Linked DNA regions of Homo sapiens: all the other regions are linked to region 1. Evidence: chromatin loops called from intact Hi-C (ENCODE). Cell type or tissue: endothelial cell of umbilical vein. All regions are shown on one strand.

Region 1 (8,000 bases):
TGTTTTGACCTCACAGAAGTAAACCCCTAGAATCATGTTCTCAAAATGAAACACTGGATTGCTGAACTGATGGCATTGAGAATTAAGGCTCCAAAATCCTGGGAGTTTCATACCTAACTCCACTGCCTTTGCCTTATGATGCACACTGCTCCCTCTATCCCTCCCTCCCAGGGTCTGCAGAGATGAACTATGCTGTTTTAGGTCTCATTGGTCCTTATACCTTCCCTAAACCAGGAGGACTTTGGAGCCTGCTGACACAGGGAGTTCTACATGTCTAAGCACGCAGCTGCTAGAGTCCTCAGCCATCTGAGCTAAATAGCTGCTCAGAGACAATTAGTACACCTCCGCTCATCTTACAGATAAAGGAACTGAAGTCCAAACAAGCCAAGCTACCCAACCAAGGCCTCACAGCAGGCAAGAGGATAAAAACCATGTCCTTTGACTCCCAGGTTAGTTTTTAGTGGGAAAGAACCCTTGAGTGTGACCTTGCATGAGCTACAGGAGTCACAGGTACCTCAATTTTCCCACCTGGAAAATGGAGACAGCACTACCTGCCCAAAGGTACTTTCAGATGAACGGAGACAATCACAAACAGTATAGCCTGAGCGCTCTCCTAATTTACACATGGATTGAGGACACTGACTCCTTTAGGATTTTAAGAATCTACTGTAAATTGACATCTCACCAAATCATGTAGATATAAAACTCAAATTTTATTGTATAGGTTAAAAAGTATCCCAGTTATAGGTCTGGGCCTTCAGTAGGGTGGAAAACTAGTTTCAGTCTTAAAATTATAGAGTTGGTCAGGTGTGGTGGCTTACGCCTGTAATCCCAATACTTTGGAAGGCTGAGGTGGGCGGATCACTTGAGGTCAGTTTGAGACCAGCCTGGCCAACATGGTGAAACCGTGTCTCTACTAAAAATACAAAAAAAAAAAAAAAAAAAAAAAAATTAGCTGAGTGTCATGGCACACACCTATAATCCCAGCTATTTGGGAGGCTGAGGCAGTAGAATCACTTGAACTCAGGAAGCAGAGGTTGTGGTGAGCCGCGATTGTGCAACTGCACTCCAGCCTGGGCAACAGAGTGAGACTCCGTCTCAAAAAAAAAAAAAAAAAATTACAGAGTACATGGAGCCTGAAGGGCCCTAAGAATCCTATCCAAAAACCTTAATGGAAATTGTGGTCAATTTCAGGTGGTTTAGGAGCCTCTGAGGACAATCCATGGAATTTCTAGAGATAGTGCAGATTAAGAAACCCCAGATCATCTAAACTATCACCAAATGTTTACTGACACCTACTCTGTACAAAGCAGTGTGTCAGGCACCAGGGATTCAGGTTTGACAGCACAGATACTGTGTAGGCCTAATGAGGTTTACAGAAAGATCAGTCTCTTTCAAAAGGTGGTTCTTGGAGAACCTGGGCCCTTATTATAGATGCAAATTCCTGGACTCACACCCTGAACCTACTAAGTAAAAATGTCTACAGATAGGAGCCCAGGAAGATACCTTTTTTAGAAAACACATTCTCCATGTGATTCTAATTCACAATAAAGTTGGAAGACCTTTGGTCTAAATCTAGCTGCCTCATTTTACAGATACGAAATCTGAGGCTAACAGAGTAGAATGGACTTGCCCTAAATCCTACAGCTTGTCAGCCCCAAGGACCAAACCAGAGCTTGCAGTTCTCTCCCTGGAATAGACTGTAAGCTTCTTGAAGGCAGGGGCATTACACCACTGCACTTTCCTAGGCCAATACCTGACTAATCTTAGGCCCTTGAAAAATACCAGCTGAATGAATGAATGAATGCTCATCAATGGGAAAGGTAGTCTAGTTTAATGACTTGGAACATTCTGGTTCCAGAGTTAGGAAAACCTAGGTTTTACTTCCTGGGCAGGTGGAGCCCAATTTCCCTGACTGATAAATAGAGAAAACTAACAGAATAAGAGTATCTGTTGGGAGGATTAACTGAGCTAATCCGGGACAAAGTGTCCCAGTGTCTGGGACAAAGTTAGGTCCTCTCCTAGTAAAGGTGAGCAACTATGAATACATTATTTTTAGGGAAAGTTTATGAAAACACGGTATGTTCCAGTGTTTGTGATAACCATGTTTGGAGGAATAGGAGAGCGAACAGGAAACTAATAAGGAAAACTGTGGGTCCTGCAGAGGCAACCTATCTACCACCTGATTCAATTCAACTGGCTCTTGCTGATAACAGGATTTAGAATTTCCTCATTAACAGGATGTCATATGCCCACATCGAAACACAGTGTTCTTCAAGGAAAGAAAAAAGTCTTAGTTAATAGTGGCATTCTACAATAGAAACAAATGCCACAAGACCATTAACAACAGAAAAGGCAGGAACATTGCTTCTCAAAAGACAGCAATTATGCAATAGCAATCACTTAATATTATGTAAAAGATCACGTCTGGATTTTTCAATCCAGAGGTAATTTTAAGTTTCTTTAATTCTGTAAGCTCAAAGATTTGTCTACAAAAGCTGTAATTATTTTCCTTCAACAACCATCTTTTGCTACTTTGCTTTCTCTTGGTTTCCAGATGTCCTTCTGCTACAGGAAGCAAAGGGGTTAGGAAGGAACATGGCAAGAAGTGAGGGAGAGTGTGTGGAGGAGACTGGCAGAATCAATGTGGAAATCACATTAAATAATAAATTGGCAATGGATTTTGACTGGCTGCTCTAAATAACTGCTTCTGGTATCTGCATGCTTTTACTTAACATTCCACTAAAAGAATCGATTAGTGTTCAAACACACACACACACACACACACACACACACACACAAATGGAATTTTAATCTTTGTTTAATCACTATTTAGCAGGCCTGGCAGCCTTTGGAGGTAGGAAAGAATGGTGGTGAAGCAAGCCAACTACATTCTGCTCAAGAAGGAAGATTTGTTAAAGTGCATACTCTAATCCCAAGACTGCAGACTTGGCAAAGAGCATCTCTGGCTGAGCTGGCTAGTGTCTTCAAAACAAGGAAAGGGCTGTATGCGCTCAAACAGCAATGTTGGAAGGAAAGCTGAGCAGGTCATCTGCTTCATCCACAGTCTGAGGCTGTGTTAGAGACCAGGCTCTGCTGCAAATTTTAGGATGGCTCCCCTCCACCTTCCTCTCAAAGAACCCTACAAAGGCAATGAAATGATTTTGCTTTGAGGTTTAAATAACTATATCATTTCAAACATCTGTTTATCTACCAAGTAGATTAATAAACTTCTCTCTCTCTCTCTCTCACACACACACACATGCACACACATGCACACTCTCTCTCTCTCTCTCACACACACACACACACACACACAGCAAAGCAATTTCTTCAAGATTACCTTCAAAGAGGACCAGGTAGGGCTTAATTTAGCTCAAAGCATATAAAGTTTAAACAAGGGAGTTTGGACAATTAGATAAATGTACTTTCTTCATGAGTTTTGAGGACATAAGCTGGATTGTTTTTATTAATTCATTCATCCAAACAATGATTATTGAGGGCCTACTATGGCCAAAGACCTCTGGGAGAGACAAAGATGAACAAGGTAGTCCATGGCCTCCACAAACAGCTATGAGACAAGTATTTAAGGAAGGAAAACACACATACACACATACAAGCCTATAACATAGTGCCTTGAAAGCTGTACAGATAAATTCGATAGATATTTACAAAAGCCAAAAATTAAATTCTACCTGGGACGATCGGGGAAGAATTCCTGCAGAAGCAGAGTCTTTGACAGGAACCTGAGAGAAGGGGTAGGATTTTAACTGGTAGCAGTTGAGGGGTGGGGGTTGGGGGTGGAATCCAGCTAGAGGGAAAGTATGTGGAAAGAATGCGAGTTAGAAAGTGAAGGGCATATTTACTTAAGGGCAAGGAGCCTGATTTGGCTGGAGTGAGCAGGATGCAAAAGTGAGTCACGAGCAATAAGACCAGGAAGGAAGTCTGGACCAGAATTGGAGGGCCTTACATTTGAGCTGCTTGGCAGGTGGGCAGCCACAGTAAGCCTTTGAGCAAGGAACAGGCTGAAGTAGAACTCCAAGAATAAAATACGTTACTACCTTTCCACTTTCAATTAATCTCAGAATCCTCCTCCTCCCATGAGAAATGCAAGGAGAAAGATGATTTTGTTTTCATTCAGAGAAAATGTCCCCTTTTCATAGGCTGAGGATCATTCATTCTGGTACCCCACAGTCAGACTTAAGTGAGGCTGACCTAACCCTAGCACCTATTCAGTAGGCTGCTGTTTTGAGAAAACTTAACTTTCACTATAACCAGGACCAAGCTGTATGAGAAAACAATCAAACCTGAATGGCACTATTTATGAATGGAAGGAGGCATTACAACCCAGCAACCACGAGTCTATGTCTGCTGGGCCCACGTCAGGCAAGTCCTGCTGTTCCAATCAGCAATGGGGCTGTGTCTGTTGTCCCCACTCCAGTAACTCCATTGTCTCAACACCAGGATGCTGAAATCTGAAATCTGGCCCTTCTCTAAGAGGGGAAGGTCACTCACAGATAGGAGCCATTGTTTCAAAGGGCTGATCCTGTGTTTCCAAGGGCAGAACCATATCAACCCTCCAATTCCTTTGTTTGGTGTAGGTGGCTCTAGAAAAGGTCATTTGCTACGTAAGGCATGAAAGCTCATTAAAAGATTTTTTAAACAGCAGGGAGAAAAAAAAGCCAAGATACTTTGGAATGTCTGTTATCTAAAGGGCAAATAGAACCTTCAGTAGCTTTTCCCTTCCATTCTAAAAGAACAATTTCAACACTTTCTTCAGGATAAGTGCCCAAATGTTTTATCACTGGGAAAAAAAAAAAAAAACAAATCGACTCTGATCAATAATTTGATAATGTTCATCTGAGTCTCTTACCTATCAATCCATCTGTCCATCTGTCTGTCTGTCCATCTGTCCATCAACTTAAGTGTATGATGAACACAAGCACAAATCAAGCCTTGTGCTAGGTGCTGAGGATATACTGGTGAGGAAGACGGACGGGGTCCTACTCTCATAGAGCTTATAGAAGTATGTGTGGTGGTGGGGAAATGTAGACTTTCATCCGAAACTACAGGTAAATTAAAAAAGCTACAGTGGCAGGCCATAAAAGAGGGGTACATGGTACAAAGATAGTCCCTTTCTTTCAGATCAGACTGGGGGGATCTGATCCAGCCTGCAAGGTTTTCTTGAGAAAATTGGATTACAGGTTAACTCAGTAGAAAGAGGAGTACACAGCATTCCAGACAGAGGGAAAAGTAAAGATATGCAAAGATTCTGTGGCTGAGCAAACATGAATCATAGGAGGGCCTGGAAGAGCAGTGTGTGTGGTGCACAGAGAAGCAGGGAAAGTCTGGTAGGAATGAGAGGTGGACAGGGGTGAGGATTCTGTCTTTCCTCCAGGAGCATTTAGAAATACAAGTGTTTTCTATAAGGAGGTGATAAGATCAGGTTGCATTTGGAAAGCTCTCTTGTAGCCAAGTGGAAAAGGGATTAGGAGGCCAAGAGGAGGGGTGGAGGCTGGGAAGGAGGCTATCACAGTGGTGCAGGCAGAGATGATGTTAGCTTATGCTGGGAAGGCAGAAGTAGGGGTGGGCACACACAGATTTTTTTTAAAAATAGGGTTACTAGGGTCCTGTGGGTTTGAGTCAAGAAATAGAGCCTGAGAACTTGGACAGTCAGGTGAGAAGTTCATCTGTAAGAGCTGGATATCAATAGTCCCACAGATGCAGGTGAAACCCACCTGGGACCTGAGCCCAGCTCTCCCCTCACCTAGCCTGGTGTCTGTGTCATCACATGTTACTTTTAAGTTTCAATACTGTCCATAGAAAGCAAGTCAGGAGATCAGACCTAATGAGATAGGATTTTATGTCTATTTCACCTTCAAGAATTCAGTGACACATAGTCAAGAAAGAAGAGAGAAATCCTACAAGGGTGGTGGTGAGCCTCCCGTGCTCATGCAGAGTGTGCCTTTGCCCTCACAGTGTCCCTGGAGGCCCCAGTTCTCTCTGGCCCCTGGAAGTGTGAGCGCTCTGTGCTGGGGGAGCCTACTCTAGGAAGATAAGTATTTTCATTACCTCAGAAGGCACTGTGATTACTTCAACCAAAGAAACAGTTATCACTGGTGTTCAAGCTGGATTTAAAACTGCCCACACTGGACTTTTGAGAGGTGGTGTGTCTTCATATTCCATGAGCGATTGTCAAGGGTGATTCTGATTTTGTGTTATTTTCACCTTAAGTGGTGGGTTTATTATAGCCTAACTCTTTCATGAGATTAGACTTGACTATATTATTATCGTCATTATATCCACTTTGTAGATGACAAAACTGAGGCTTGGAGAGAAAATCGATATGAAAGCGTTTTGCAAACTGCCAACCACCACATGAGTGTAATCATCACAGCTAATAGCACCTACCACATGTACCTGCCCATTCCTTCCCAAACTCAGTATCTAGAAAGGCTGCAGGAACATAGCCCTCAAATATGGAAAACGTGCTGAGATGAATCATACTTCTGTACCAAGAGGGCAATTCACAAGAGGTTTTGAAAATCTCAGTCTAGCTGATGTGTGATCAATCACAGGAAAGCCCCTAGAAAGTGCTCTTCTTAGAGGCTTGACGGGCTGGGCAGGAGCAAGGGCTGCAATATTGCTCTGCACAGCAGCTGTGGATGGGTAAAAAGAAAAAAAGGAACTGGAAAGCTCATCAGAAGGCAAGTTCCTACTTTTCAGAGAGAGACTAAAAAATGACTGCAAACACATCCTATTAATCTCCTAGCTGGGTAAGTAGGGTTGAGCCACGCAGTAATAAAGTACTTGCTCTAATAATAGTAATAATTATAATCATAATCCCCTACATTCTGAAGACAGCAGACCAAAGTGAAGAAGACCATCTGCTTTGGCATCAGAAATGCCTAGGCTTGTGCCACAGTTCTGTTTATTAGCTCTGTGATCTTGGGCAAGTTACGCTATTTTCACAAGCCTTGGTTTCCCAACTGTAAAATGGGGGAAATTAATAGTACCTAGCATAAAGGTTATTATGAGGATTAAATGAGATGCAGCAAGTATAGCTCTTAGCAGTGTTTGGTATCTAGAAAGCACTAGCAATGCTAGCTACCATTATTAGTTACTATTTGGTAGTATTTTATAATTTACAAAGCATTTTTATATTTATGTCCCATTCCTTCCTCTCAGTTGCACCAGGGTAAAAGCAGACATCACCAACCTATTGTAATATCCTTCCTTGTGGATCCCAGACTTTGAGAATCTTTCTCAACACTGTGCTCCAAGCAGCGCTTACCCATCAGCTGGCATTGGTCAGGGGACAGGACCCATCTGCCACAGCTGCCTTAAGCTGGAAGAGTGAATTTCCAAGTACACCTGGTAGACAATGACCCACTGGTTGATTTCCACAATCTTGGCTCTTTGGGCTGGCTGGCTGCTCACTGCTTGCAAAGGTCCCCCAAGAGGGGGAGAGGGGTAGGGGCATGGGGAAGCAACATGTGACTGATGGTAGTCCCCTCCTCTTTGGACTCCTTCCTGGCCCAGGAGGAAAGTCTCTGCCTGGACAATGATGTTGGCCTCCTCCATCTCCCATCTTGGAAACTGAGAACTCTCTGAACTCTTCTTCTTTGTTTCTCTTAGGGTGGAGGCCACAAAAGGCTCTGAATCTCCTGGGCAGCACCCAGCCCCTTACCTATCCCACCTCACTCTCACTCTGTCACTCTGGTATTCTTGTTTTTATTTATTTATTTTTTTTAAGAGATAGGATCTTGCTCTGCTGCCCAGGCTGGCTTGCAGTAGCATGATGATAGCTCACTGCAGCTCCAGCCTTGACCTCCTGGGCTCAAGCAATCCTCCTGCCTCAGCCTCCCAAGAAACTAAGACTACAGGTACATGCACCACCACACCTGGCTTTTTTTTTTTTTTTTTTTTTTACAGACGAGGTCTTATTATGTTGCCCAGGTTGGTCTCAACCTCCTGGCCTTAGGTGATCGTCCCACCTG
Region 2 (8,000 bases), 100 kb before region 1:
TCTTCATTCCTCTACCCAGAGAATGGGTTTTCCTCTCAGAACAAGCTCAAAGACCTTCCTGACTTCTGCAGGGGAGGGTGTCCTCCCTCTCGTCCCCTCACATGGCTTTCTATCACTCCCTTGCTCCTGCAAGCCTGCCTCATGGAACCCTCAGACCAATCTCCATTTTGCCAAGGACGGTGGGGCCCACCTCTGCCTCTTGGAGCAGACCCTGCAGAGTTGCTCTTGGCGGCCTCAGGCCTTCCCTGGGAGTCTCTGCACTGCTGACTTGTGCAGAATCTCATCTCAGAGCTTGCAAATGGCCCCAACAATGTGCTGGAATGTATATGGATGGGGGTGGGCTGGAAGTGCTGAGAACCCAACATTTTCTTATTTTTTTTTTCTTTCCTTTGAGACAAGTTCTCACTCTATCACCCAGGCTGGAGTGCAGTGTCATGAACATGGCTTATTGCAGCCTTGACCTCCAGGCTAAAGGAATCCTCCTCCTACCTTAGCCTTCCAAGTAGCTGGGACTACAGGCACGCAGCACACCACCATGCCCAGCTAATTAAAAGAACTTTTTTTTAGAGATGAGGTCTCACTGTGTTGCCCAAAGCTGGTCTTGAACTTTTGGGCTCAAGCAATACTCCTGCCTCGACCTCCCAAAATGTGAGAATTACGGGCATGAGCCACTGTGCCTGGCCCCTTCTTCTTGTAACTTTTCCTGGTTACAGAAGTAATACGTACTTATGATGAACAAGTTCGATGTTGCAGACACACATTAGGTAGAAAGAGACGGCTGTACTTTGAAGACCTCCCACCCCCAAAGGCCACTAGGGATGAAGGGTTCATGGCACTGAGTCATTTTCAGAAGTGAGATGGGCTGGGCGCGGTGGCTCATACCTGTAATGCCAGCATGTTGGGAGCCCGAGGCAGGAAGACTGCTTGAGGCCAGGAGTTTGAGACCAGCCTGGGCAACATATGGAGACCCTGTCATTACAAAATATTAAAAAATTAGCCGGGAGTGGTGGTGTAGACCTGTAGTCCCAGCTATTTGGGAGGCTGAAGTGGGACAACTGCTCGAGCCCTGGGGTGTTGAAGCTGCAGTGAGCTCTGATCACGTCACTGCCCTCCAGCCTGGGCAACGGTGTGAGATCCTGTCTGAAAAAAAATGGGTTTTTTTTTTTTTTTTTTTTTGTGGAGACCTCCAATTTATTTTACGTAATATTTTCTTGTTTAGATATGCTCTAACTTATTTATCCCCAAAGGACGTGCATTTGGGTCATTTTCAATCTTCTGCTATGGTAAGTAACACTTCAGCAAATAAATCTTTGCTCATCACTGTCTCTCTTATATAAACTCCTGGGCATGGAATTTCAGGTCAAAGAATGTGCTTGCTCTGAAATGTAATGGATTTTGCCAAATTGCTATTCACAGAAGATATACCCACTTACACTGCCCCAAAGCCTACATTTTTCTCACTTTAGTTTGGTCACATTGTCCTGGTTGGATACTTTCTGTCTCCCGTATCTCATAGTTGGAGATATCCTAACCATGGCCTCCTGGGGACACTGTGCAGTTTCCTTTCTGCTCATCCTGCTGCCTCCCCCCCTAATCCAAACAACCCCTCATATCTGTGTATGTCAGAGGGCTGTCCACACAGCATCTCATTTGATCCTATCTTGTGGGGTAGGAAGGAAAACCGTATCAGCACAGTCTGGGGTATGAGGACCAGAGGTGAAACAACTGGCCCAGGGTCCTAGGATGGAAGGAGAGCCTCCTTGCTGAGCACTTTCCCACCATACACCATTGTCCAAAGATGGCCTCCTAAGTCTGGGAAGGGTAGTACCAAGGAGGTATATCAGTTGGAAGTGATGCCACTAACACACTAACACTTACTGAAAACACTGATGTGGGCCAGAGACTGGGGATATAGAGGTGGACAAAACCTCCTCCCTGCCTCCAGGGAGCATGCAGAGATGGGAGTGCAATGTGGGGTAGTTCCTAGGCAGCATGGGGAGCCATCTATATAAGCTGAGATTGGAAGGGTGAATGAGGGTTGGCCAGACTAAGGAATGGCATTTCAGGAGTGTACAGTGTGGGCCTGCAGAGAGGGGCTGGCCCGTAAGCCTGGTTCTTACATGCAGTCTTGTCTGGCTGGGTAAGGTAGACATCTACGGTTTGCTCTGCCCCACATCCATTCTCCCTTCTGGGCACAGCACCTGGACTTTCCTTTGGGTAACTAGCCCATCCCCACCTTCCTGCAGTCACAGGGCATGTGACTGCAGGTGACCAATTGCAGTATTGTTCAGGGATGGGCATGGGGCCAGCAGGCCAATGAGACTCAACCTGGGGACTTGTACAAGATGATGGGAAAAACACTCTCCTTCCATGGGCTGCTGAGGATCTCCATGAGAAAAAGCCCACCTGAGAGGGAAGCCAACTCAGATGAAATAGGGACTAGGCATTGAGAGAGACCTAGCCCGAGTGAGATGACTGAGTCCCTGCATCCAGCCCGGCCTTAGGGTCTACCCTGGAATTTCAGTTATGTGAGCCTATCAATTCTGGTTTTTGCTTAAATCAGATTGACTAAGGTTTTGGTTATCTGTAAGCAAGAATCCAGACTAATGCAATGGGATAAGAGGAAAAGGGGAAAGGAGAGAGCAGTAGGGCCAGCTCATGAACCTAGCTGGAGCTAGGCTATGGAGTTAAAGACTTGTCCAACCACTAGAACTAGGAAGATTCTGACTTCCACGTGAGAACTTTGCTCTGCTGAGAGAGACAGACAGAGAAGGAGGGAGGGAAAGGGAAAGTCAATGACTTTTCTAGAAATTTCAGAGCTGTTGGGACACTTTTTGGGGATTTTCTCATCAGGATAGAGAATCCGGTCTGGAATCAGCCCTCAGCCCTGAAGGTACGTGTTGATTGATCTTAATTTCTGAAAATACACTCATGCCTTTCAGACCAGGCTTCTCTCTGTCACCAAGAAAAGGGATCTTAGCAGAGATGAATCAGAGGGAATTCGGTCCTTCGTAAATGCCAGCTCTGGCTGAAAGAGAACACCTGCATTCCAGCAGGGCGCTGCCAGGGATGAATGGGCTCACCTGTTCCCCTCAGCCCTGCAGGCAGTCTTTCCACAGGGTCCTGGGAGACAGTGCACTGGCAGATGGGCTGTTGCTGGCTCCAGAAACTCTCCTTTTCCAAGCCAGGAGAGAGAAAGCCCAGGGAGAAAAGTCTCCCTTCCGGACCTCAGGAGCCTCCTCATTACACTGTCTCATTTCCTCTGGAGAGTGACGGACATAATTGGATCAAATGGAAATGTAAGCCAGCCTCCTTCCCCCTCCCGGATGAGATACTTCCAATATGGCTTCATTACCAAGTCTATTGTAAATAACTGTGGAGAAAAATGCCATTTGTTCTGCCATAATTGCCTGATGAGCATCAGTAGATGGGTCTTTGAAACACATAGAATGAAATCATTTTGGGCTGGTTTAGAAATTCCTTTGTGCAAATCTTTCTCCATTCACTGTTCTCCATGGTGGGGGTTCTGAAGAGGGTCTTCTAGAGCAAGGAGCCAGTTAGGAGCTTGGAGGCTGATTCTGGCCAGGGACACACTTACTTGGAGTATTCAGCCAATATTTGTTAACTGCTGTCAACTAAAGAAAAAAAACGAAGCTTTTAAAGAATTAAAGTTAGTTTTATTTAGAAGTCTTCTTGAGGATTATAGACCAAGGCCTGTAGCCTGGGAGGAGGCTTTTAGAAAGGTTCTCTCAGACTCCTCCAACGTAGTATTTTAGTTTATACATAGGTGGTGAAGATTTAGTATGTGAAAAATTACATCAAGGTTTGGGTGTTAGAGTACATCTGGTTATAGATTACAGAAACATAGTCACTATTCTTGTCGGGTGTTATTTTATGAGTAGAGAAAGGCGAGGACTAGGGTCATTTATCTTTGATGGAATTAGTGACTCAGGCGAGAGACATGGGGGGCCATGCGTTCTATCCTGTTTTGCCTTTAAAACATTTTTCCAGAGAGCTGCACAGTGTCCCGGAGTCAGGGGCTTTGTGAAATTCTCCCAGCAAAGGGAAATGGGCAAACACGGCCTCTTACATTTGCCACTTTGTTTCACGAAGTTTTTGGTCATAAATTGTTTGGTTGTGTTGGTAAGAATTAATGTTGATTGCCATCTGTAGTTAGAAGGGCTCTTGTTTAGGAAGGTTGGTAATTTTTAGTTGTAGTTGTATCAGACCTAGTGTGTTTTTTAGCCTTTTCTTGGAAAATATGTTTTGGACTGAGTTTAGTTCTCATTAGTAGGATGCAGGGGGTTTTTGATGGTGTCTTTTTTTTGTATTTAATACAATATTTTAATAGGATTATTATGAGGATATTATAGATTCTATACAGTAATACAGACTTCATAGTAATAAAGTCTGTTGTAGACTGGAAAAAATATGATATTTAATAAAATTGGAATATATATTTGTATACTTTTAATTGTATTATTTTTTATACTTATATTTATTGGAGTCTTTTTTATGAAAAGCAATGTTGGACTAGAATTTATTGTAAATGCCTTTATAGAAGAATTTAGAATAATAATTCTAAATAAGTGAGAAAAATAGAATAATCCCAGTTAAAATTTGATAAAGGTTTTTGATTTTTTTTTTTTTTTGACATGGAGTCTCGCTTTGTCGCCCAGATTAGAGTGCAGTGGCACGATCTCGGCTCACTGCAACCTCTGCCTCCCAGCTTCAAGCAATTCTCCTGTCTCCACCTCCTGAGTAGCTGGAATTACAGGCATGTACCACCACGCCTGGCTAATTTTTGTATTTTTAGTAAAGATGGGGTTTCACAATGTTGGCCAGGCTGGTCTTGAATTTAGTTATTTTATTATATGTAGTATTTTAACATGATAACCAGAATTATGGCTGACAGTGTTATATCAGAACTACTAGACTTTTATACATTTTACATATTTTTAGAATATTTATAAGATATTTATATAAATATAATTTTAGAAAAGATTTAATACAATAATAAAAATTATGACTCATAAAAATTGGTCTCATAGTGTCTTTTCTGTGTTGGACCAGGCTTTAGGTACTTGGGATATGGCGGTGAGTGAAACACAAAAAGATCCCTCCCCCACTGACTACTCTTTGCTGATAAGCTTGGAAGCAGCCTCAGAATGCATATCAACACCCACCTGGGGCAGCCCCTACCAATGGATCAGAGTTGGCCTGGCAGGGAGTAGAAACCTATTTGCTGTGTCTCTCTCTCTGTCTCTCTCTCTCCCTTTCCCCCTCCCTCTCTCCCTCCCCACTCCTTCTCTCTCTCTCTTTCTTTCCTTCTTTTTTTTTTTTTTTTTAATGAGATGGGGTCGTGTTGTGTTGTCCAGGCTGGTCTCAAACTCCTAGGCTCAAGAGATCCTCCCATCTCGGCCACCATTCCTGGCCCTATTTGCCACTTCCGACTTAGATTGTTATTAATTCCATTAACTAAGAAATTGCAGAATATCCAAGTAAACTAGGAATAATACCAGAAGAGGCAAAAAAAAAAAAAAAATCCCAGAAAGGGTGAGGCAGAGGTCCATAAAACATGGCAGGTTTTCAGAACAGTCTGGGTATGATTTAAACAACAACAAAAATAGCAGGTCAGAGCGTGGGCTTTGGAGTCAAGCAGACCTGCGTTTGGGCCCCAGTTCTGCTTCTTCCGGCTGTGCGAGGCCTTGGTCTGAGCTTTGCTTGCCTTCCTGGTGAAACGGGTATAATAATGATACAACTCTCCTAAGGTTGTTGTGAGGATTAAACAAGTCAGCATGTATGAAGGGCTTGGCACACTGTCCTGTTAGCTATGATCAGGACCGAACTTCACTTGTTACACGCTGGAGTGGATGCACCATTGTTTATAGCTGGTATCTGTTCTGACTGGATGTGCTTGTGTTATCACAGTTGTTACATATTTTGAACATTACCCTTATGTGAATATTAATTTTATTTAGGGGGCTGGTCTCCTTATGGGAGACAACTTCAGAACTCTGGTGGTTAAAATAGATATAAACTGGCCAGGCACAGTGGCTCACACCTGTAATCCCAGCACTTTGAAAGGCCGAGGTGGGTGGATCACCTGAGGTCAGGGGGTCAAGACCAGCCTGGTCAACATGTCGAAACCCTATCTCTACATTAGCTGGGCGTGGTGGTGGGCGCCTGTAGTCCCAGCTACTCAGGAGGCTGAGGCAGGAGAATCACTTGAACCCAGGAGGTGGAGGCTGCAGTGAGCCAAGATCGCACTACTGCACTCCAGCCTGGGCAGCAGAGTGAAACTCCATCTCAAAAAAAAAAAAACAAAAGAAAAGAAAAGAAAAAAAAAGGATATAAACTGCTTTTCAAACCTAAATAACATCAAAAGAATTGTAGGTTTTTTTTTTTTTTGGGCTAATCAAGAATTTATGTTCTCCAGTTCTGAACTACTCAACCACTGTTGCAGATAATAATATTAATGTATTGATAATAATCTTTAGGATAATTTATTAAGAAGCACCTAATAAGCATGGTCTCACTTAATCCTCTCAACAACTCTGTGAGGATTAACGTTTCATTAAACCCACTTTATGGAAGTAGAAACCAAGGCTCAGTGAGGTGAGGATTCCTTGCCCAAGATCACACAGCTGGCAGGACACGGCAGAGCTAGGATCTGATCGTGGCACTCTGGCACCAATACCAAAGCCTTAATTCACTGTGCCTGACAATGGTCCTTTGCACTGAAAGTTGAGGCCCGATGAGGGGGCATCAGAGTTGTGTGTTCACAGGGGTCAGATCAGTAATGGTGCTATCTGTCCCTTGTGGGCTGGGGATATGCCTTAGCCAGGGGTCTAAGCTGTTAGAAGCTGACTCTGACAGGCCACAAGGGCATGGGACAAGCTAACCCTCCCCTCAGAAGGTCCAAGCTTTCACTTGAGAACAAGACAGACTCCCACAAATAAAGTGGAGAATGTAGCCTTGGAAGTTTGGGTGCTTAATTAGTTATTAGTTAACTAGTAACTCCTTTACCACTACTGTCAGAAAGCTTCCAGAGTCCATAGGCTGGTCAAGTAGGTTACAGTAAATATTTACTCACCGAAACTTTAACAATTTCTACCAATTATTAATTGCTGGTCATGTTCCCAGGTTGTATGCTAAGCACTTTCTAGACATGATCTCATTTAATCTTCACGATAGCTCTGTAAGCTAGGTAGTATTATTATTCCCTTATTTCAGATGAGGAAAGAAAGCTCGGGGGGGTGATCTAACTTGCCCAAAGTCAGATAGCTCCTGATGATGGAGCTGGGATCTGAATCCAGGCCTTTGTAACTTTACAACTGGAGCTTATGCTCACTGGTCTTTGTCAAACTCCTAGAGCAACAGGTACAAAGGGAAAACTTGGGGTGACTGAGAGGACTCCTCTAGGCCTACGTATCCTGTTTGGCCTTCCTAGCTTCTCTGGCCCACTGCTTATTTGCTGGACATCTCAATCTCAGACCTGCCATCTGAGTAGAAGCAAGACCTTATTCCAACATCTTAAGAAGACACAAGGCAAATGCCAGTCAGAGCTGTGGTGAGGACCAGCCTTTGGCAGCTGGAGAGTACTCCCCTTCCCTCCCACACCCCCCCACCCCACAACAAAGAGTGGCCCATGAGCCCCTGTCTTCTTCACCTGATGGGCAGAAGGGCTACAGAACCCTGAGGCCTCCAGTCTTTCCAAGCTCAGGCAGAAGCTGAGACACCTACTGGGACAGGCACTCAGGAGGCTGTGCCAAGAACGGGGCGTCTGGAGAGCTGGCTCACCTTGAAGGAGATTTCATACTGCTCCCCTCCCCAGATCTCCAAGCCTGGGTCATACCCGCCGAGTTCCCAGAACCACTTCCGATCCACGGCGAACAGTCCACCGGCCATCACGGGAGACCTGTCAGAGAAGAAGAACATGGTGTGAAGGTGCAGATGTCCTGGCCACATGCTCTCATGTGGCCCGATAATGCCATTCC
Region 3 (8,000 bases), 80 kb before region 1:
GGGGCCTCTGGCTCTCTTGATTCCTGTCTTAAAGTGGAGCCTCTCCCTCCTGTCTGGTCTGAAGGGTTCTTAGGACTCTGATGATGGTTCTACCGGGTGGACTGTGGCATAAGGAGGAGTTGTTGTGGCTTGAATCATGTCCCCCAAAAAGACATATTGAAGTCCTAACCCCTGGTTGTTGTGAATGTGGCTTTATTTGGAAACAGGGTCTTTGCAGATGTAGTTATGTTAAGACGGGGTCATACTGGATTAGGGTGGGCACTCATCCAATGGCTGGTATATTTTTAAGAAGAGAGAAATCTGGACCCAGACACACAGAGAGGATACTGTGTGATGATGGAGGCAGAGACTGGAGTAGTGAGTCTATGAGCCAAGGAATGCCAAGGCTTGCCAGCAATACCAGAAGCTGGGAACAGGCATGGAATCCTCCCGAGGACTTCAGAGACAGCATGGCACTGATTTTGGACTTGGAGGCTCCAGAACTGTGAGAGAATGAACTTCTGTTTTAAGCCATCCAGTTTTTGGTTCTCTGTTACAGCAGCCCTAGGAAACTAAGATAGGAGCAGTAAGATTCTCACACACTGGCACTGTGACAGTGACATGGCAGGAATACAGCCTGCTGGCAGCCTCTGCTGAGCCTGGTCTGGAGCACTGCACTCCACGGCCTACTGCACTGGCTAGGGCTCGCCCCTCTGTAGTCTAGTCTGTTTGTAGCAGTTCGAGCAGTCTTTAAAAGCAGCAGTACATTGCATCTTGTCACTCTTCCACTCTCCTGCTTAAATTTAAACCCTTCAATGGCTTCCCCTGGCTCTTGGAAGAAAGGTCATATGGCAAGGTGTGCACAGTCAGTCTCTGTTCCCTCTTCAGCCTCGTCTTGCCCCCTCCCTCAACGATGCTCCCTCCCTTACTATCTTATTTCTGGTGTTCAAAGGCCCCAGGATGTCTCCTTCAGCCTCAGGTTCTCTGCCCGTGCTCGTCCTTCTACCTGGATTGGTTGACATCCCAAAGCCTCCATACAATTCCTCCCAGTTAACTCCTGCTCATCCTTCAGATCCCAGTGCCAATTCAACTCCTTACAAAGCCTTTCCTGATGTACCCAAACCACAGCAGGTTCCTAGGTCAGCCCCTTGCAAAGGCCTGGAACTCATCCTTCAAGGCACTCAGCTCAGATTACCCTGCATATTTATGGAATTCCTCACTGTCTCTTTCACTCAACCCTAAGCTTATGAGGGCAAGTTCTGTGAATGCTCCTCTCACCAGGGTGTCCTCGTGCCTAGCACCCAAGCCAGAGGCGTCTGCGAACCTTCATCTCATCTGATTTTCACAACCCTGTGAGGGAAGCAGGTCCCAGTTCAACACCTTCACTTCAAGACAAGGTCCAGAAAACATTTCTTGTCCAAGGCTACACAGCTAACAAGTTATGTGCTGAAGATAGGACTCAGATATAGTTTGCTTCGTTCAGGAATCTTCACTACTCTGTGTAATCAGATCAATTCCCAAGTGGAATATTTCAGAGTTTCAATCTCTGATGCCACTGAGCCTTGCAGAAACAGCACTGAGGAGCGCCAAAAGTAGAAGAGCTCTACTGTCCCATGCTCTGGCAGGACGCAGAGCATCTGGGAGAGCACCCCATGGAGCAGCCCAAGAGGGAAGAAGAGGAGGAGCAGCAGAAGGGAAGCAGGGAGGGGGCCACCAACCAGATGAGTCAGCAGCATCACCAGCATTGGTTCTCTGGCTGCTGGGGTGCTGCTAACCTTGCAGAGGCTTGGACTGGCTCTGGGACCTGTAGGTGTCCCGGGTCTTGTCAAATCTTGGCTCTGCTTGGCTTCTGCTCTTAAAGCACCATAGTTCATCTGTTTCCTGGGATAGACTTATTCACTTGTAAATCTTGGTGTGTCACAAGGTACTGGCAATCCATTTGGAGAGAGAGGAGGGTACACGTTAGTAAACAGCATCATCTTTTATCCTGTTTTGATACTCCGGTGTTTCCAACCAAAGGAAATGTTAAGATGAGGTGGGCCCTCACCTTTATCATCGTCAAGATTTGTCAGGTGCTTACCACGTGCCTAGGCCCTGTTGCTGTCTATCATACACATTGCTTCATTTCATTCTTTTTGGGGTTTTTTTTGTTTGTTTTTGAGACGAGGTCTCACTTTGTCACCCAGGCTGGAGTGTAGTGGTGCCATCTCAGCTCACTGCAGCCTCCGCTTCCTGGGTTCAAGTGATTCTCCTGCCTCAGCCTCCTGAGTAGCTGGGATTACAGACCTGCATCACCATGCCTGGCTAATTTTTGTATTTTTTGTAGAGATGGGGTTTCGCCACGTCGGCCAGGCTGGTCTCGAACTTCTGATCTGAAGTGATCCACCCACTTCGGCCTCCCAAAGTGCTGGGATTACAGGCATGAGCCACTGTACCTGGCCTCATTTCATTCTTGTGACAACTCTCTTAGTGACCACTCTCTTGTGACAACTTTCTTAGACAAAGAGAAAATGAGTCTCATAGAAGTTTTGTGTGAATCTGTTTTCAGACAGCTGGTAGGTGACAGCCAGGAATCATAGCAGGTATTTCTGATTCCAAAGCTGTTATTATTAACCATGCAACTACACCACCTCTCAATGCCCTCAGTCTCTCTATTCTGCCTGGCAAATACCAGTTTCCAACCCTAGTCCTCTAGGATGTCTAAGGCTTTCCCTTGCTTGAAAAACTTATAGACAGGTAAATATAAACAGCAGGAAAATTAAAAAGACAAGTTGAGAAGGAAAGCTATGTTTATATCAGGACGGGTTTTGGCAGGTGAAATGCACAGGCATTTAAGCATCATTTACTGTTTGGAAAAGGGAAACAGATCAGCCCTTCAGGAAAGACATACTTTTTCTGGCTCAGAGCCCCAGGAGGAATTTTAGAGAGTGGCAGAGCTGAAAGGAAGCTCAGAGTTCAGCTAGAGGACCTTTGTTTTCCTTTGACATGAGTCCGCTTGTAAGACAATTTCAGGCATAATGGACACTTTTGATGAGCAGCTTGGAAAGCCGGCCATTTCTTTTTTTTCCCTTCCTTTCCTCCTCCTCTTCTTTTTGATAACAGCTTTACTGAGATATAATTCACATATTATGCAATTCACCCATTTAAAGCATACAATTCAATATCAACCAGCCATTTCTTGCACCATTGAAAGCAGAGAGCCGACTGAACCTCAGCGAGAGCATCTCTGCTGAGGAGAATTCAGTCCAGTTTAATCAAGAAAGCATTTCCTGAGCTCCTGCTGTGCCAGGATCTATGCTGGGTACATTCCTTTCTGGTGATCTCACACAGTGGTTTTCAAAGTGTGAGTCCAGACCAGATGCATCAGCATTATTTGGGAATTTAGTAGAAATGTCCATTCTTAGGCCTCACCTTAAACCTACTGAAGCAGATGGGTGGGGCCCACTGAGCCGGATTTTAACAAGCCTTCCCTGTGATTCCTAGGCATGCTAAAGGTTTGAGGATCAGATCACTGGTGTGACATAATGCCGAAGGTGAGTTTAGAAAAATCAACCTAGGCCATCTTGATCATATTAGGAACTCTAAATGATCAAAACCAGAATCCCATGTTTCCTGCTAGAATAATAGAAAAATGAAGTTCTTCTTTTTGTTTTTTTTGAGACTGAGTCTCTCTCTTTTTTTTTTTTTTTGAGACGGAGTCTTGCTCTGTCACCCAGGCTGGAGTGCAGGGGCGCGATCTCGGCTCACTGCAACCTCCGCCTCCTGGGTTCATGCCATTCTCCTGCCTCAGCCTCCTGAGTAGCGGGGACTACAGGTGCCCGCCACCACTCCCAGCTAATTTTGTTTTTGTATTTTCAGTAGAGACGAGGTTTCAACATGTTAGCCAGGATGGTCTTGATCTCACGACCTCATGATCCGCCCACCTCGGCCTCCCAAAGTGCTGGGATTACAGGTGTGAGCCACTGTGCCTGGCCAAAACTGAAGTTCTTTAAGGAATCCAAGACTATTCTGCCCCCTACCCCAGCAAACCTGCGAGCGGGTGGGTGCTGGCTTGGGTGCCCTCCCATCCCTCCTCCTGTCTCTGAGCACAGCCCTCAGATTCACACTGGTCCCCACCTAGCCTGGCTGCTCTGTTTCCGTCCTCTCACCTTCAAGTGAGAAAAGGTCTGACAAATGAACACATATCCCAATAGGGCTCACAGCAAAGGTTCTCAAACCTCAGCCCCAAGAACCCCCAGGGAAACTGGTTTCCACACAGATGCTGAGGTAGTCTCACAGATTCTGATTCTACATGTCTGGGAACAGTGGCTTTCAAACCTTTGACTGTGACTCATAGAAAGAAATACATTTTACATCATGACCTGAAACAAATATATACAAAAGTATACACACACATATAACTGAAATACAAGGTGTGATTCACTGGGATACATTTATTTTTTTCTATTCTATCCTCTTGTATTCTATTTTTGTTAAAATCCTGGACATGATGACCCTGTAAACTGATTTTATGACCTTCCAATGAGTCTACTCCTACCATCTGAAAAACCCTGGCCTAGGGCACAGCCTGGAACCTATAATGTTAAAAGGTGGCCCACTTGATCCTGAGACAGGTGGTCCTCTGCCACGGCCCCTGACCCAAGGCTAGTACTCTGCATGACATACCATGGTTACTATTGCTATTGTTACTAGCCTTCTGAGAATGGACAACAATGTGCCCAGGGTTTTATACACAGGACTATCATTGCATTGCTTACCTCAATAGATCATTACCAGAATCATTTTCTGTTGACTTGAGATCTCTGAAGTACCAATAGGTGGAGGAAGAGGTTATTCCCAAATAGCCAATTTCCTTCTCCCAAAGACTCCAGAGGGCCTTTTTTAGTTGTCTTTCCTACCACCATAAGAGTTGCCAGGAAAAGGTGTGTATTGGAGCTTTTGGTATCTATGGGCCTATTGTCTCAGCAGCTGGAAAACATCAAGGACACAGCAGATCTGAGGGAATTGGACCTAACCCCCTTAGTCAAAGACCAACATAGCTCCAACATCCGGCTGACTCACTCACCCTCTAATTCAGGGGTTTTCTTTTTCTTTTTTAAAATTTTTATTTTTACCTCGTAGCTCCAGTTTAAAGGAAAATTCAGGGGTTTTCAACCTTCTCCAACTCAATGCCCCTTTATGAAACAGCTGTTTTATATGGCACCCTTTAATACCTTAAAATAAAATTAATATGTAGTATAACCTGCCTAACACCCATTTCCAAAAATTCTAATAATGTTCCAATTGTGATGTAAAGGAGAAATAATAAAATAATATGTGTTTCAACATAAATGCTTAGGCTGACTACAAGAAGACAGAGAAGAAGCCAAATGCTCACACTTGTAAGTGCCATATATTGGACTGCATATTATTTTACCTAACAGACAGGGCTGGCAACTCAAGTGCCCTAAGCAGCACTGCTGTTGATGACATGATTGTCTAAAACAGCAAACAACTGCTGGTGGAGTTCCAACCAAAACGAGTACTATCTGCTCTTGATATACATGCCTTCCTGGACAAGTCAGTGCAGTGGCAAGCATGGGAGGAGACAGCAAAGAGATGGAGACAATTCCTTTCACTAGAGTTCAGCTTGGAAAGAATAGTGTATTGCCTCTAGGTGGTTTTGGGTGGTAGCTGACAACAAGTGAAGAGGAGTTTGGGTGGAATGCTAATGGACATGTTCCATTAACAAAATAAATTTCTGGGGGGAAAATTTAGAAAAAAGGAGAGAGGAACCAGTAAGGCTGAGTGTGGTGTGGAAGGAAGGGTGAGAGGGCAGACAGTCCCCAGCGGTGTGGCCTAGGGGACTTTGGAGAGCAGGAATGTCTAGAGAGATTGCGAGTGGGCTGCTATAGAGTATGTGATGTAAAACCCCTACTCTGCCTCTTCCATCAAGTGCTCAGTTAAGTTTAAAGTCTTCCTTGATGATGGTTTGGTGCACGTGGGTTCTTTCAGGGGACTCTAGATTACTGCCCAAGATCAAACAGCTCATGTTGGCTTCTCTGGAATTCAAGTCTAAGTCAGTCTCTTTTCACCATCCCTTAACAATCAAGGCCTCCTGGACTGATTGCTTAGATTAACATGTTAAGTTTATTTCTCTGGCCTTTTTTCTGAAAATGAGTGGCTGGAATGACTTGCAACCTAAAGAAAGATTGTACACCTTCCCCAAATATTTGCTTTGAAACCACAGGCCCCCCTGTTCTTAGGTATCACGCTACAAATTAACCTACTCCTCGGGTGCAGGTATTTGGCCTGAACATGCCTTTGGTGATTTTAAGAATGAATTATTCTCCTTCTTCAAGCAGTCACATCCACCAGCCAGCTCCCAGAAATAGAAAGCACTTCATCACACAAATTAACTCCTCTCTCCTATTTTGCAGAAGATGAGTAATCTATTAAAAAAGAGATGCTATTATCTAAACAGGCAGCCCTGTCTGCACTTTTAATTTCAACTAAATGCCTTGGTCCCTTTTCAGCAGTGGGCAGGGCCATAAATCTGTTTAATAATCAGACGACGAATAAAAACACTCCAGAAACCACCCCTATCAAGTTAATTACAGCCTCCTCTGTTTTCTGAAAGTGACTCCCCACCAATCAGCTACAAATAAGAAGAGAAGACCAGGCCCTTTGGACTCAGCCCACTTCACTTTTTCACCCAGTTGGAGCCTATACAGGAGAGCAGATTCATGGGCAATTCCAGTTGTGGGCTTCTGGTAGCTGCTCTTAAATTATGTCAGGTTGTCAGGTGTCGGAGAGCAACATGTATTTCATTTAGGATGCCGGCTTCCATGACTATCGTTTAAGGTGTTATTAAAAAAGAAAAAAAAATCCTTCCACTTCAGCAACAGTGTTGGCCTGTCAGTTTCATATTTGTTAAAGGGCAAAAGTATTCTCCTGGGGGAAGTTTTCCTGCTCAGTGCACAGGAAGAGAAAACTGAACATATGTCGGAACTTTCCTTACGACCTCCTTCAACCACCACTGCCCCCTCCCCATGCAAAACACCCCAACCCAATCCAACACCAAATATTTTGAAACCTCCCATTCAGGGCCTCTTCCTTCTGCTTCTGCATTGGGATCTTCTGCCACTTACAGAAATGTCCCCTACCAGAGACTAATCTGATATGCACAGGTCTTCTGGTATCTAATCCCTCACCTCTCATCTCATTCACACTACCGGTGCTACAGCACAGGTCTACTGATGTCATATGGTGACAGTTCAGGCTTCTCAGGATGGCCAGAACCAACCTTTCCAGAACCATCTCTCATCTCAGCCCTGCCCCTGGTGCATTCTCTGCAGACACTGCTCGACTAATTTCCTTGCTTTCACTCTTTTACTCTTGCAAATCTGTCAGCTCAGAGCATCCTTGTCTGCTTCTCTGTCTCCAGGAATCCTATTCTATTCTTCTCCCCAGGCTCAGCGCAAAGTGCTCCTGAAGCATCATCTGCATGTTCTGATTTGGGACTTGTGTCGATCTGCTTGGCACAAGCTTCTTGAGGGCAGGACTCAGAGTGATTGATTTTCCTCACAGCACCTGGCATACTGTAGGGGCACACAGATGTTCGATCATAACTTAACATATTTTGCTTGTCATTTGCTGCTTTTATTTTATAAAATCCATATACCCAATGTGCTTCCAAAGACTCAACATGTCACCCAGGGGAAGATATAAAGCATGTTTGGGAGGCCTTGTCACTCAGGTACACTTGTGAGTCTCCAAACATAGGAGGTAGCGTCAGGAAGCAAATGCTATCATCTGGGCAGGATATTTATCAATAAAATGACCACTCATGAAGTTCCCACTCAAACCTCTCTCCCCACTTAACATCTCTGCCCGTCACATGCAAGTGTGTTTGTGGATGGTTGTGTTTCAGGTGTGCCCACCCTGTTAATATCACACATGCAGCAAATGCAAAGGCCCTGAGGCAGACTGGGCAGGACCTAAAGCAGTCACTGATTTTGTCATTGTTGTTAGATGTTTGG

Evidence for each region. A loop is a pair of places that touch in the nucleus more often than their neighbours do. Peaks named below come from ENCODE experiments on the same cell type or tissue, not always from the same donor. Only the 100,000 strongest peaks of a DNase experiment are listed, where the experiment ranks them.
Region 2: a loop joins it to region 1, with 4 times the contacts of the local background. A loop is called at or near these places in 9 of 110 quality-filtered maps.
Region 3: it touches region 1 in a loop (6-fold over the local background); 16 of 110 quality-filtered maps call a loop at or near these places.

What each region holds. Positions count from the first base shown.
Region 1 is chr5:154,283,210-154,291,209 of GRCh38, reverse strand. All of the region lies in intron 1 of GALNT10 (polypeptide N-acetylgalactosaminyltransferase 10), which reads right to left. Among named protein-coding and RNA genes, the nearest start is that of MIR1294, 60 kb to the left of the region's middle. RefSeq lists a silencer at 5,227-5,521. In endothelial cell of umbilical vein, no CTCF peak of the experiment used is centred here; DNase peaks (open chromatin) are centred at 2,269, 2,979, 3,899, 4,379 and 1 weaker place; H3K4me3 peaks cover 212 bases; H3K27ac peaks cover 4,099 bases.
Region 2 is chr5:154,386,234-154,394,233 of GRCh38, reverse strand. It overlaps GALNT10 (polypeptide N-acetylgalactosaminyltransferase 10), which reads right to left. Exons shown (of 12, transcript NM_198321.4): 7 at 7,804-7,921. It overlaps SAP30L-AS1 (SAP30L and GALNT10 antisense RNA 1), which reads left to right. Exons shown (of 3, transcript NR_037897.1): 3 at 1,220-4,465. Among named protein-coding and RNA genes, the nearest start is that of MIR1294, 43 kb to the right of the region's middle. In endothelial cell of umbilical vein, no CTCF peak of the experiment used is centred here; a DNase peak (open chromatin) is centred at 3,983; H3K27ac peaks cover 1,129 bases.
Region 3 is chr5:154,363,526-154,371,525 of GRCh38, reverse strand. The region is part of intron 4 of GALNT10 (polypeptide N-acetylgalactosaminyltransferase 10); the gene reads right to left. Among named protein-coding and RNA genes, the nearest start is that of MIR1294, 20 kb to the right of the region's middle. RefSeq lists an enhancer at 828-1,486. In endothelial cell of umbilical vein, no CTCF peak of the experiment used is centred here; DNase peaks (open chromatin) are centred at 3,245, 4,935 and 5,445; H3K27ac peaks cover 4,388 bases.